Regions from separate parts of the Homo sapiens genome. Here region 2 is linked to region 1. A link is an interaction called in ENCODE POLR2A ChIA-PET data of the cell type or tissue named here. Cell type or tissue: endothelial cell of umbilical vein. All regions are shown on one strand. Each heading gives the region's core, and the rest is flanking DNA. Links, peaks and the distances in the headings are about the cores only.

What was found. ChIA-PET counts read pairs that join two places held together with the same protein. Peaks named below come from ENCODE experiments on the same cell type or tissue, not always from the same donor. Only the 100,000 strongest peaks of a DNase experiment are listed, where the experiment ranks them.
Region 2: POLR2A ChIA-PET joins it to region 1 with 7 read pairs; 4 of 35 experiments call an interaction of 5 or more read pairs at or near these places.

The regions. Positions count from the first base shown.
Region 1 is chr1:186,597,812-186,604,603 of GRCh38, reverse strand. No RefSeq gene overlaps it. Among named protein-coding and RNA genes, the nearest start is that of PTGS2, 79 kb to the left of the region's middle. In endothelial cell of umbilical vein, for the core only: no CTCF peak of the experiment used is centred there; no DNase peak of the experiment used is centred there.
Region 2 is chr1:186,972,663-186,978,730 of GRCh38, reverse strand. It overlaps PLA2G4A (phospholipase A2 group IVA), which reads right to left. Exons shown (of 18, transcript NM_024420.3): 16 at 943-1,138. Among named protein-coding and RNA genes, the nearest start is that of LINC01036, 120 kb to the left of the region's middle. In endothelial cell of umbilical vein, for the core only: no CTCF peak of the experiment used is centred there; a DNase peak (open chromatin) is centred at 3,700; H3K27ac peaks cover 2,500 bases.

The sequences.
Region 1 (6,792 bases), core at 2,361-4,860:
GAGGTGGAGTTAAAGTGCAAAGTTTTTAAGTTTTTCTTTGTGTTTGCTTCTTTTCTTTACTTTATGATCAAAGTGAAGTAGTTATCTGCTGATAAAAAACTTGTTATAACTATAAGATGATTTTATAGGCCTCGTGGTAACCATAAAGCAACAATTTATAATAAATATCCTAAAAATAAAAATAAGCAATTAAAACATACTACCAGAGAAAATCACTTAACCACAAAGGAAAACAGTGAGAGTGGAAGAAGGGAAAAGTTACAAAACAAAGAGAAAACAAGTAACAAAATGGCAGTAGTAAGTCCTTATTATCAATAATAACATTGAATATAAATGCAATAAATTCTCCAATTAAAAGACATAGACTGGTTAAGTGGATTAGGAAACAATACCCAACTATATACTTTCTATGAGAAGCTCACCTCATATATACACACACACATAGACTGGAAGTAAAGGGATGAAAAAAGATTTTCTGTGCAAAAATGGAAGCCAAAAAAGAAAAAAGCAGAGCTACCTATACTTAGATAAAATAGGTTTTAAGGCAAAACCTGTAAAAAAAGACAAAGAAGTTCATTACATAAACAGTAGTAAATATATATGCAACCAATATCAGACCACCCAAATATGTAAAGTAATTATTAATAGATCTAAGGAGAGAAATAGACTATAATACAATAATAGTAGGGGACTTTAACAACCCACTTTCAATGATGAACAGATTATCCAAACAGAAAATCAATGCACATGTACCCTAAAACTTAAAGTGTAATAATAATAAAATAAAATTTAAAAAAAAGAAATTTGAGTTAAACTACACTCTACACCTAATGGACCTAAGTAATATTTTAAGAACATTTTCTCCTTCTGATACAGAATATGCATTCTTCTCAACTGCATGTGGAACATTATTCAGGATAGATCATATGTTAGACCACAAAACAAGTCTCAGTAAATTCAAAAAAGTCAAAATTATATCAAGTATCTTTTCTGGCCACAATGAGATAAAACCAGAAATCCATAACAAGAACTTTTGAAACCTAACAAATATATAGAAATTAAACCATATGCTCCTGAATGACCAATGGGTCAATGAAGAAATTCAGAAGAAATTTTTGAAAATTTCTTCAAACAAATGAAAATGGAGTCACCTCATATCAAAACCTATAAGACACAGCAAAGGCAGTACTAAGAGGGAAGTTTATAAAAATAAATGTCCATGTCAAAAAAGTAGAAAGGATTTAAATAAACAAGAAAATGATGTATCTCAAGAAACTAGAAAAGCAAGAACAAACCAAACCCAAAATTAGTAAAATGAAAGAAATAACTATTGTTATTGTTACCTATATATCAAACCTTCACATGTACCCCTGACTCTAAAATAAAAGTTAAAAAAATTAAATTTGACTTCACCACTTAAAAAATAATAATAAAACAATAAAAGTACAAACAAGTGCAAAGAAATAAAGGGTGGAAAATTACAAGGTCTAGGAAGGGAAACGAATATCCAGATTTATGAAGTCTTCTAATAGATTGACTCTAAAGTGGCCTATACTAAGAAACATTATAATTAAATTATACAAAGTCAGAGACAAAGAGAATGTTGAAAACAGCAGAGAAAAGTAACTCATCACATATAAGTGAACCCCCACAAAACTATCAGCAGAAACCTTGCAAGTCAGTAGAGAGTTTGATGATATATTCAAAATACTAAGAAAAAACTGCCAACCATGATTACTCGACCTAGAAAAGATGTCCTTTAAGAATGAAATAGAGACAAAGACTCCTAGAAAAAAAAATTAGGGAGTTTCTCACCATTGGACCTCTCATTCAAGAAGTATTAAAGGAAGTTGAATTGAAATTAAAAAATCCTAAACAACAACATGAAAGCATATGAAAGTATAAATCTCATTCATAAAGGTAAGAATAAAGACAGAGTATTGTAATACTGTAATGGTAGCACACAGTTTTTAACACTAGTATATAAATTAAAAGACAAAAGCATTTCACATAAGTATAACCACAGAAAAATTGTAATGGAGACACAATATAGAAAGAAGTAAGATCTGACATCAATTACATAGAGTTGGAGGGGGGCGGTAAAATGTAGAGGTTCTATCTGTAATTGAAGTTAACTCATTATCAGCTTAAAACAGACTGCTATACCTATAAAATGTTTACTATGTGCCTTATGGTAACCACACACGTGCACACACACACACACACACACACACAAAACACACAACAGGTATGCAAAAGATAAAGAGAAAAGAATCCAAGCATACCATTAGAAAACAAATCATCAAACCACATGGAAAGAAAATAAGAAGAAGAGAGAAACAATAAAATGATACAACAGAAAATAATTAACAAAATAGTAAGTTTTACCCATCAATTACTTTAAATGTTAATGGGCTAAATCCCCCAAAGACATGGAGTGGCTTAATGGATAAAAAAACAAGACCCAGATGTATGCTTTCTTTTTTTTTTTTTTTTTTTTTTGGTGGGGGATGTGGGGGGAGGGCGGGGGGACGGAGTCTCACTTTGTCGCCCAGGCTGGAGTGCAGTGGCGCGATCTTGGCTCACTGCAAGCTCCGCCTCCCGGGTTCACGCCATTCTCCTGCCTCAGCCTCCCGAGTAGCTGGGACTGCAGGCGCCCGCCACCGCACCCGGCTAATTTTTTGTATTTTTAGTAGAGACGGGGTTTCACCGTGGTCTCGATCTCCTGACTTCGTGATCCGCCCGCCTTGGCCTCCCAAAATGCTGGGATTACAGGCATGAGCCACCGCGCCCAGCCCAGATGTAGGCTTTCTATAAGACTTACTTTAGATTTAAGGATGCACATAGATGGAAAGTGAACAGGTGGAGAAAGATATTACACACAAGTGGCAACCAAAAGAGAGCAGGGGTGGCTACACTCACATCAGGGAAAATAGGCTTTAAGTCAAAAACTATCACAAGACAAAGGTCACTCTCTAATAATAAAAGGGTCAATTCAAAAATAAGATATAACAATTACATATGCACCCGATTTTAAAAGCCTGAAAGGAGACATAGCAATACAATAATAGCGGGAGACTTTAATATCTCATTCTCATAATGGATAGATCATCCAGACAGAAGGTCAATAGGGGAATAGCAGAACTGAACAATAGACCAAATAGACCCTACAGATATATACAGAACATTTCACCTAAGAGCAGTAGAGTAGGCATTCTTCTCAACGTTTTTTTTTTTTCCAATATGAAAGATCACATACTAGGTCATGAAACAAATCCTAACAAATTCTAAGAAGACTGAAATCTTTGAAAGTATCTTTTCTGACTATAATGGAATGAAACTAGGAATCAACAATTAAAGGAATGGACAAATTCACAAATTCATGGAAATTAAGCAACACACTCAAACAAATATTGGGTCAAAGAAGAAATTTAAAAAAAATTTTTAAATATCCTAAGAAAAATGAAAATGAATATACAACATACCGAACCTTATAGGATGCAGCAAAAGCAGTACTAAGTGGGACGTTTATAGCAATAAATTCCTACACTAGAAGAGAAGAAAGATATTAAATAGACAACCTACCTTTATACTTGAAGAAACTAGAAAAGGAAGAGCAAATTTTACCCAAAATTAACAGAAAGTAGAAAATAATAAAGATTCAAGCAAAAGTAAACAATTTAGAGAATAAAAATGTATCAAAAATATCAGTACATAAAATTGAAACTGAAAAAAATACAAAAGATTTACAAAATGAAAAGTTGGGTTTTTGAAATTGTAAATAAAATCATCAAATCTTTAGTTAGGCTAAGAACAAAGGAGAAGACTCCAACAAAATCAGAAATAAAAAAAAGAGACATTATAACTGATACCACAGAAGTATAAAGGATTATTAGGAACTATTATGAATAACTATACACCAACAAATTGGAAAACCTAGAAAAAATTATAAATTTCTGGAGACATACAACCTTAAAATATTAAACCACAAAGAAATAGGAAGCCTGAGCAGACCAATAATGAGTAATAAGATAAAAACAGTAATCAATAGTATCCCATCAAAGAAAAGCCCAGAACCTGATGGCTTTCCAGCTGAATTCTACCAAACATTTAAAGAGGAATTAATACCAGCTCTACTGAAACTCTTCAAAAAAAAAAATTTAAGAGGAGAGAATACTTCCAAACATTCTACAAGGCTGGCATTATTCTCATACCAAAATTAGACAAGGACACAACACAACAAAAGAAAACAACAGGCCAATCCCTGATGTTCATATATGTAAAAATCCTCAAGAAAATACTAGCAGACTAAATTCAACAGTACACTAAACAGATCATTTACCGTAATCAAGTAAGTTCATCCCAGGGATGCAAGGATGGTTCATCATACACAAATCAAATGTGACACATTAACAGAATCAAGAACAAAAATCATATGATCATTTCAATAGATGTTGAAGATACACTCAATAAAATTCAACATTTCTTCATGGCAAAAACTCTCAACAAACTGGATATAGAAGAAACATACCTCAAAACAATAAAGGCCATATATAACAGACCCACAGATATTATACTAAATGGGGAAAAATTGAAAGCCTTTCCTCTAAGATCTGGAACACAACAAGGATGCTCATGTTCGCCACTTTTATTTAGCATGGTATTGGAAGTTCTAGCCAAAGTAACTAGGCAAAAGAAAGAAATAAAGGGCAGGCACCCAAATTGGAAAGAAAGAAGTAAGATTATTCTTTTATTTTGTAGAGACAGGGTCTTGCCATGTTGCCCAGGCTGGTCTCAAACTCCTGGGCTCAAACAATCTGCTCGCCTAAGCCTCCCAAAGTGCTGGGTTACAGGCATGAGCCACCACAACCAGCCTCAAATTATTCTTGTTTGCAAATGATATAATCTTATTCTTAGAAAAACCTAAAGACTTCACCAAAAAAAAAAAAAAGTATTAGAACTCATAAACTCAGTAAAGTTACAGGATACAAAATAAACATTCAAAAATGACAACAGAGGTAAACAATCTGAAAAAGAAATCAAGAAGTAATCCCATTTACAATAGCTATAAAAAATTTCTAGGAATCAGTCTAACCAAAGAAGTGAAAGATCTCTACAAAGAAAACCATAAAACATGGATGAAAGAAATTGAAAAGGACACTAAAAAATGTAAAGATTTTCATGCTGATGGTTTAGAACACTTAATATTGTTAATATATCCATACTTTCCAAAGTGATCTACAGATTTAATGCAAGCCCCATCAAAATGCCAATGACATTCTTCACAGAAATAGAGGAAAAAAAATCCTAAAATTTGTATGGAACCATAAAAGCTCCCAAATAGCCAAAGCAATCCTGAGTAAAAAGAACAAAGCTGTAGGCATCACACTATCCAATTTCAAACTATACTACAAAGCTATTATAACCGAATCAGCATGGTAGTGGCATAAAAGCAGACACATAGACCAATGGAACAGAATAGAGAACCCCAAAATAAACCCATGCATTTACAGACAACTCATTTTCAACAAAGGTACCAAGAACATACACCGGGGAAAGAACAGTCTCTTCAGTAAATGATGTTGGGAAAATTGGATAACCATATGCAGAAGAATGAAACTAGATCCCTACCTCTCACCTTATGTAAAAATCAAATAAAGATGTATTAAAGACTTAAATGCAAGATCTGAAACACTATGAAATTACTAGAAGAAAACATGAGAGAACTACACCTTAGGACATTGGTCTGGGCAATTTTTTTTTTTTTTGGTAAGTCATTAAAAAGCACAGACAACAAAAGCAAAATTACACAAATGGGATTATATCAAGCTGAAAAGCTTCTGCACACCAAAAGAAACAATCAGCAAAGTGAAAAAAACAACCTATAGAATGGAAGAAAATATTGGCAAACTATCTAAGATGAGATTAATAATTAGAATATATATGGAACTCAAACAACTCAATAGCAAAAAATCAAATAATTCAAATAAAAAATGTGCAAGAGATCTGAATAGACATCCCTCAAAAGAAGACATACAGATGGCCAATAGGTATACGAAAAAATTTTCAACATCACTAATCATCAGAAAGATGCAAATCAAAACTACGAGGAGGTATCATCTTACCCAGGTTAAAATGGCTTTTATCTAAAAGAAAATAGAAGATGCTGAGGAGGGTGCATAAAAGAATAGCTAAGACTCTTGCTCTGTTGCTGAGAATTATAAATTAGTACAGCCACTACGGAAAACATTATCAAGGTTCCTCACAAAAACTAAAAATAGAACTACCACGTGATCCAGTAATCCCACTGCTAGATACATACCCAAAAGAAGAAAATCAGTATATTGAAGAGATGTCTGCATTCCCAAGTTTATTGTGGCACTATTCACAATTGCCAAGATATGGCATCAACCCAAGTATCTATCGAAGAATAAATGAATAAAGAAAATGTGATATATATATGTATATGGATATTATTCAGCCGTAAAAAAGAATCCTGTTATTTGCAGCAGCATGAAAGGAACCGAAGGGCATTTTGTTAAGTGAAATAAACCAGGCATAGAAAGACAAATATTGCATATTCTCATTAATATGTAAGCTAAAAAAGTTAATCTCATGGAGGTAGAGAATAGAATGGTAGTTATCAGAGACTGTAAAGGTGAGTGGAGAGGTTTTAAAGAGAGTTTGGTTAGTGGGTGTAAAAACAGAAAGAATAATTTCTAGTGTTCAATAGCACAATAGAACTATGGTTAACAATAATTTGTTGTAGCTTGAATAAAAGCTTTGGAATAT
Region 2 (6,068 bases), core at 2,523-5,022, 370 kb before region 1:
AGAACCCAAACTAAAACATTATGTGGCTGTCTTTATGCCATGGAAATCCCCTACACATGCCAACTGCTCAGTGAGCCTCTCCTTGAGAATTCACAGTGATAGAAAATTCACTGGGTTTCATGTGCTCTAGTGTCTGATAACTAAAAATGTCAGATTTCCACCTTCTCCTATGCTGAACTATATGCTTCACAATAATCTTCACTCCTATCAATTCTTTCTTTGTCTTCCTGAGAAATCTAGAAAAACACCATTTTTCTCAGCATATTCCCATTACTCATCCTCCCTATTTTTTGTGTCTTTCCATTTATAAAATGGAAAACACATTTTCTGGTCCTAAAATATGGTTTTTGGAGCCTTAAGCACCCTGCATGTAAATCTTTAGATCTCCTTTGGTTAATCAACATTTTCCAGGATACACAAGAGTCGAGAGACCCCTCTGGATATGGTTAAAAAAATAAAACAAAACAAAAAAGACTATGCCTCAAACTTGATTCTTGTTTTCTGTGAAATACAACATGGCAAACTGAAACTGCTAGCCATTGTGTACTGCTAGATTACGTTAATCTTGTAGTCACGTAAAATTCCCAGAAATTTGCATGATTTTTCTGAAATAAGGGCTTTCTTACAAGGGTGATAGTCAAAATATTTGATTAAAAATCAATCAGAACAAACATAATTCAAAGTATTGAAGTAAAGTCCCAGAGATTTTTGCTAAACTGGTTGTTGACTTTGCAGTTTCTGAACTGTGAGCAAGTCAGGGGATCTTGGGGTAAGAAAGAGGAGAAGTACTTGAGGTCTCAGAATAGTATCTATTTATCAAGGTAAGGGAAGCATTCAATAGTGTAATAGCTGGTACAGCAGTGACAGAGTGAAACAGTTTAATGTCAGTTTCGTCCCCTACTTAATTTCTATTTTATGGAATACAGCTTACTCCCTACTTACCTGGAGCCCTGTACTTTCTGAAGTTGATGTTGGCCAGAACAAAGTGGATGATGGTTGGGCAATCTTTCTCCATATCAGGATTCTTGGGTTTAAAGACATAGCACTCCTTCAGCCCTTCCCGATCAAACACATAAGGATCAATCTTTGGAAAGGGGAGCTTGTTCATTTTAGCCCACTTTTCTGCAAGTAGAAGTTCCTATGGGAAAGATGGAAAGATGAATTTGGAAATTTTCAGTTTTCATTGATTCAGTTGGTCTGACCATAATTCAGTGTTCACTAGGTGTCTACTGTGTGCCAGCAATGTACTCCTTGCTAGGATGAATCACGACCCTGTTCTCAGGAAGTTCATTAATTTCAAAGAAATTGAAAACAAACTCACTATTGTTATGTTAATTCTTGGCACAAGGCTAGCTCCACAGCAGGCATTTGAAAAATTATTGATAAACTGAACTGAGCAAAATTATGTTGAAGAAGCTGCTAGAGAAAAAAAATTATGGGTTCAGAGAATTTATAACCATGTGAAAGTTTTTTTAACCCTTAGGAGTAAAAAAGGAATCTGATGATGCAGAGAAGAATCCTGTTACTGGATTTTTACCTGTATCATCTCCACCAAAGTGTTAAAAAGTACCAGCCAAAACTTCATTCATTTTATGTATACAAAAATATTTGAGTTACTCTGAATCAGCTTTTTGTCTTCTTTTTGTGAACAGAAGTTGAACCTTTGGCCTCAGAGCATTGCTATTACATGTAACGGCCAAGAGAGGACTGTACAGATGTACCAAGGGCTTAGTTAATGGTCGTGGCAAATTGTATGATGGTTTCCATGTATTAGCTCCCTTCCTGGTAAGCTGGTTATACATTCCCGCCAGAATGAGAAGAGAAATAGAACAGAGCCTCCACGGGTGATTTATGACTGCTGGCATGTAAGTGGCCAAGAAATACGTGTTCGCAGTCAGCTACGGAGATTCGAGGTTGGTTTGTCTCTGCACCAAAGCAGGCTAACTCACTGGGGTAAGCACCCCCAAAATTAAATTTAAACTGGAGAACATAAATCAATATGGAGAGATGCAGTGAAGAGACCTCATTTCCATTATGTGCATCTTCAGGGAGAGCAGAATAAATAAGAAGCAGAATATCATAGTGGGAGAAGCACAGATTCTGGGACCAGATGCCTGAGTCCAAATGCAAGCTCCATGGCCTTGGACATGTTTCTTAAGTCAATGTTTCCATCTCAGATTTAAAATGTGGATGATATAAATAATACCTATCTCATAGGGTTGCTATTAGAATTAAATAAATTAATACTTTACAGTGCTTAAAACAGTGCTTACTACATATTAAGTGCTATGCAAATGTTTAATAAATAAATGCCAGTAAAGAGAAGAAAAGAGATGGAAGGAAAAAAGTAAGGAAAACAAAAGAGGATAAAGAAAGGGAAGAGAGATAAGAACATTAGAGAGGAAAATTCCTGGAAAGGGGAAGTTTTGGGGATACTGTCACTAGAATCTTAAGTTCTTTTTAACTACTCTTGTCATCTCGTTGATCCATTCCACAGCAATCAATAGTGGTCGACTAGGTTCCATGTTAGAAGTGGGGACATAACAGTGAGTAAAACATTCATGGTTTTTGTTGTTATGGGATTTATAGCCTGTTGGGCGAGAGATAGCAATCAAATAACCCTTTGTGCTTAAAACTGTGATAAATGCCAGGAAAAAATACAAGGTGAGACTTTGCAGTACACCTGGACAATTTCCTCAGAGTATTTGTTAATTCAGCCAACAATTATCAGTGAGTTATGTTCTAAGCATAAGAGATAGGCTGTCCTTGAAGATTTGGAGTTTATAAATCAACAGAAAAGATAAATAGATATTATAGAAAAGTATGATAAAGGCAGGAAGGTGCTGCACGATTGTGGGCCTGGGTTGTGCAGCGTGAAAGGCCCAGCTCTAAGACAGACACCCTAAAACTTGCTAGCTGGATGACCTGAGACAAACTAATTAGACACCACAGCTCAACAAGAAACAAATTATTTTTGGTGGCTGCAGTGTACAGTGATACTCCCCTACAGGCAACGCAGAGATAATGAGGAACGAACAAACACAGACTAGATTATTCACTATCCCTGACATAGCAGGCTCCCAATCCCATCTCATCTCTATTTCATCTGTTTCTTATTTCTCAGCAATTCATTTTTCTACCTCTGTAAAATAAAGCTAATACCATCGCCTTTCTCATAGGATTGCTGAGAGGATTAAATGATAAAATGTATAAAGACCTCAGTAGTTTACATTAGAAGAAAACAAGTACTTTATCATACAGGCTTACATTCAGAGAAAAATACACTTTTCATTGAACTTTCACTGCTCTTTTTGCTTCTGGAATGTCATGAATTTTATGTTGATCAACTCTCTCAACACCACTTATGAATAAAAATCTAGGAGAACAAAGGATTTAATGTATATGAAAGCATTTGCTTCATAAACTATTATGATAAATACAATTACATTTCACTGAAAATCCCATATGTATGTAAATAATTTCTTGTTTGAAACTTGAGAAAGCTTTTATCACCAATCTCTTCTTTTTTTCCCTCTATTCAGCTAAATTAATCAGCTTGTTATTTCTTGTCCAGCACTGTTCACAATTATTCACTCGTGATTATTCAACATCAAAATAAACCAAAAGTTCACATTGTGGAGCAATTGCGTGAGGGCAAAGAAAAGAAAGAGCTTTCTAGTGTTTACAAACATGACTCAAGGGTATGACCAGTGATGTGTGGATTTTGGGGTAAAATGAAAAGGGAAATACATGAGGTAACAGTGAGGCTATTTTTAGATGGTTCACTTCACGCTAGAATCAGGAAGAGATGGAAACTTTCCCTTTCCTTATGTGATCCTGATGTGGAAAAGATTAAAAACAGATGATTGCAAATACAGTGATTATAGCATGGATAAACCATTTCCTCTCTGATGTCTGGTTTCTCTCTGTAAAAGCTGAGAAACAATGACACAGACTATGAGTAAAGTGCAATAGTTTTTAGAAAGTATTTTAAAAGATTTCAGTGAACAAAAAAATTGCTGCTCCACAAATTACAGCGATATGCCGGAATTGTGTTCTATGATAGCTATCCATTTTGGTTATTGTTTGACACCTCAGATACTTCACACTTCCATAGACTAACTTAAGATAAACTTACATAGTATTAACTAAACTGACTTTCTGTGGGATAAAAATTTGACAGTATCCTTCAAAGAGATACTTCGTAAGATGTCTGTGCTCATTTTGGTGTTTTGTTTGACAGAGTCTCACTCTGCTGCCCAGGCTGGAGTGCTGTGGCCTGATCTTGGCTCATTGCAACCTCTGCCTCCCAGGTTCAATCGATTCTCCTGCCTCAGCCTCCTGAGTAGCTGTGACTACAGGTGTGTGCCACCACACCTGGCTAATTTTTGTATTTTTAGTAGAGAAGGGGTTTCACCATATTGGCCAGGCTGGATGCCCTCATTTTTGAGTACTGAAACACCACTAAGAAGACTTGAAGGAGAGGAATGACAAATAAATACCATAGAAATGAATATTGTAAATAAATGTTATTTGTAAATAACAGAAATATATTCAAAACACAGTATGATAGCATATATATGCCATTTCATTCATTTACATGTAAAAAAATATAAATATATATTTTAAATATATGAAACAACACATTTATTTATTAAAATACGAACACACATACATATATACATAAAATAATAAATTGACTTGTCATTAGAGGAAGTCAGATTTCTTTTGTCTCTATGCAAACCAAGAATATGTGCTTTCTATTCTACAATGTTTCTCATTACATAAAACCTATTTTTAAGATTAGGGAGAAGATTAGGGAGAAGGATGGCATATAAGCATGTAGGTAAACCTCCAGAATCTTAAAAAATTATTGAAGCAAGTAATATAAAATACAACAGATAGAAACTACAAGTTAGAATTAATTATTTTACAGTTATAGTCTCTCTTACTTTTAATAAAAGGCATGCTAGTATTAGGCTTCAAGAGCTTTATAATGCAATAGGCATGAAAATAATTTTCTATATCTAATGTTGTATAGAGTTTACAGAGCACTTTTTAATTCTGGTTAGTTATTCACAGGGATGTTACCATAAACTCACAAAATACGTAAAGGGAAATTAATGTCAACTTAATGTAATATCATCACAAAACATCTGATTCTCAATGTGAGTGACCAATATGAGTGTAGTGGGTTGAATGGTGGCTCCATATAAAATACCATTTCCTAATCCCTCGGCCCTGTGAATATGACCTTATTTGGGGAAAGACTCTTTGCAAATGTAATTTAATTAAGGATTTTGAGATTAGATCATCTTGGATTACGTAGGTGGGCCCTAAATTCAATGACAATTATTCTTATATGAGATACAAGAGAAGACATGCACACAAAAGAAAAGGCCATACAAAAATGAAGGCAGAGATTGGAGAGATGCAACCACAAGGCGAGCAATGCCTGGAACCACCAAAAGCTGGAAAAGGCAAGGAAGGAGTCTACTGTGGAGGCTTTAGAGAGAGGACATCCCTGTTGATGCCTTAATTTCAACTTCTGCCCTCCGAAACTGTGAGAGAATATATTTCTGTTGTTGTAAGTCACCATGTTTGGGGTAATTTGTTACAGAAGTTCCAGGAAACTAGTACAAGAGATAAAACTGGAAGTACTACATTAAATGCTGTGCACTTTCCTTCACCAGCCATTGTGGATTGGTGCCCACAAAGCTAATGCTTGGACTGATTTGGCTGTGATGTGGGCCAACCTAAGCATTATAAGTGAATAATATGTGGAGATTCTAAAACAGGTCATGCCCTCGTTTCAACAAATAAATCAGGTGATTGTGGAAAAATACAGATACTTTTTCCGTTTTTAGTGGGTTTAAATGGAATTCTGACCCTAAATGAAATGTAGGCAGATCAGTTTAATTTAGATACATTACTTCCATCATTTGTGAAGACTGCCTCATTTCAGATTTTCCTTTCTTCTTTCTTCCTTCTCTCCTTCCCTCATTTCCTCTTTCTCTCTTTCCTTGAATAATTTTTAAGAGAATTAACCCGTTGTTCTGGCTTCTTGT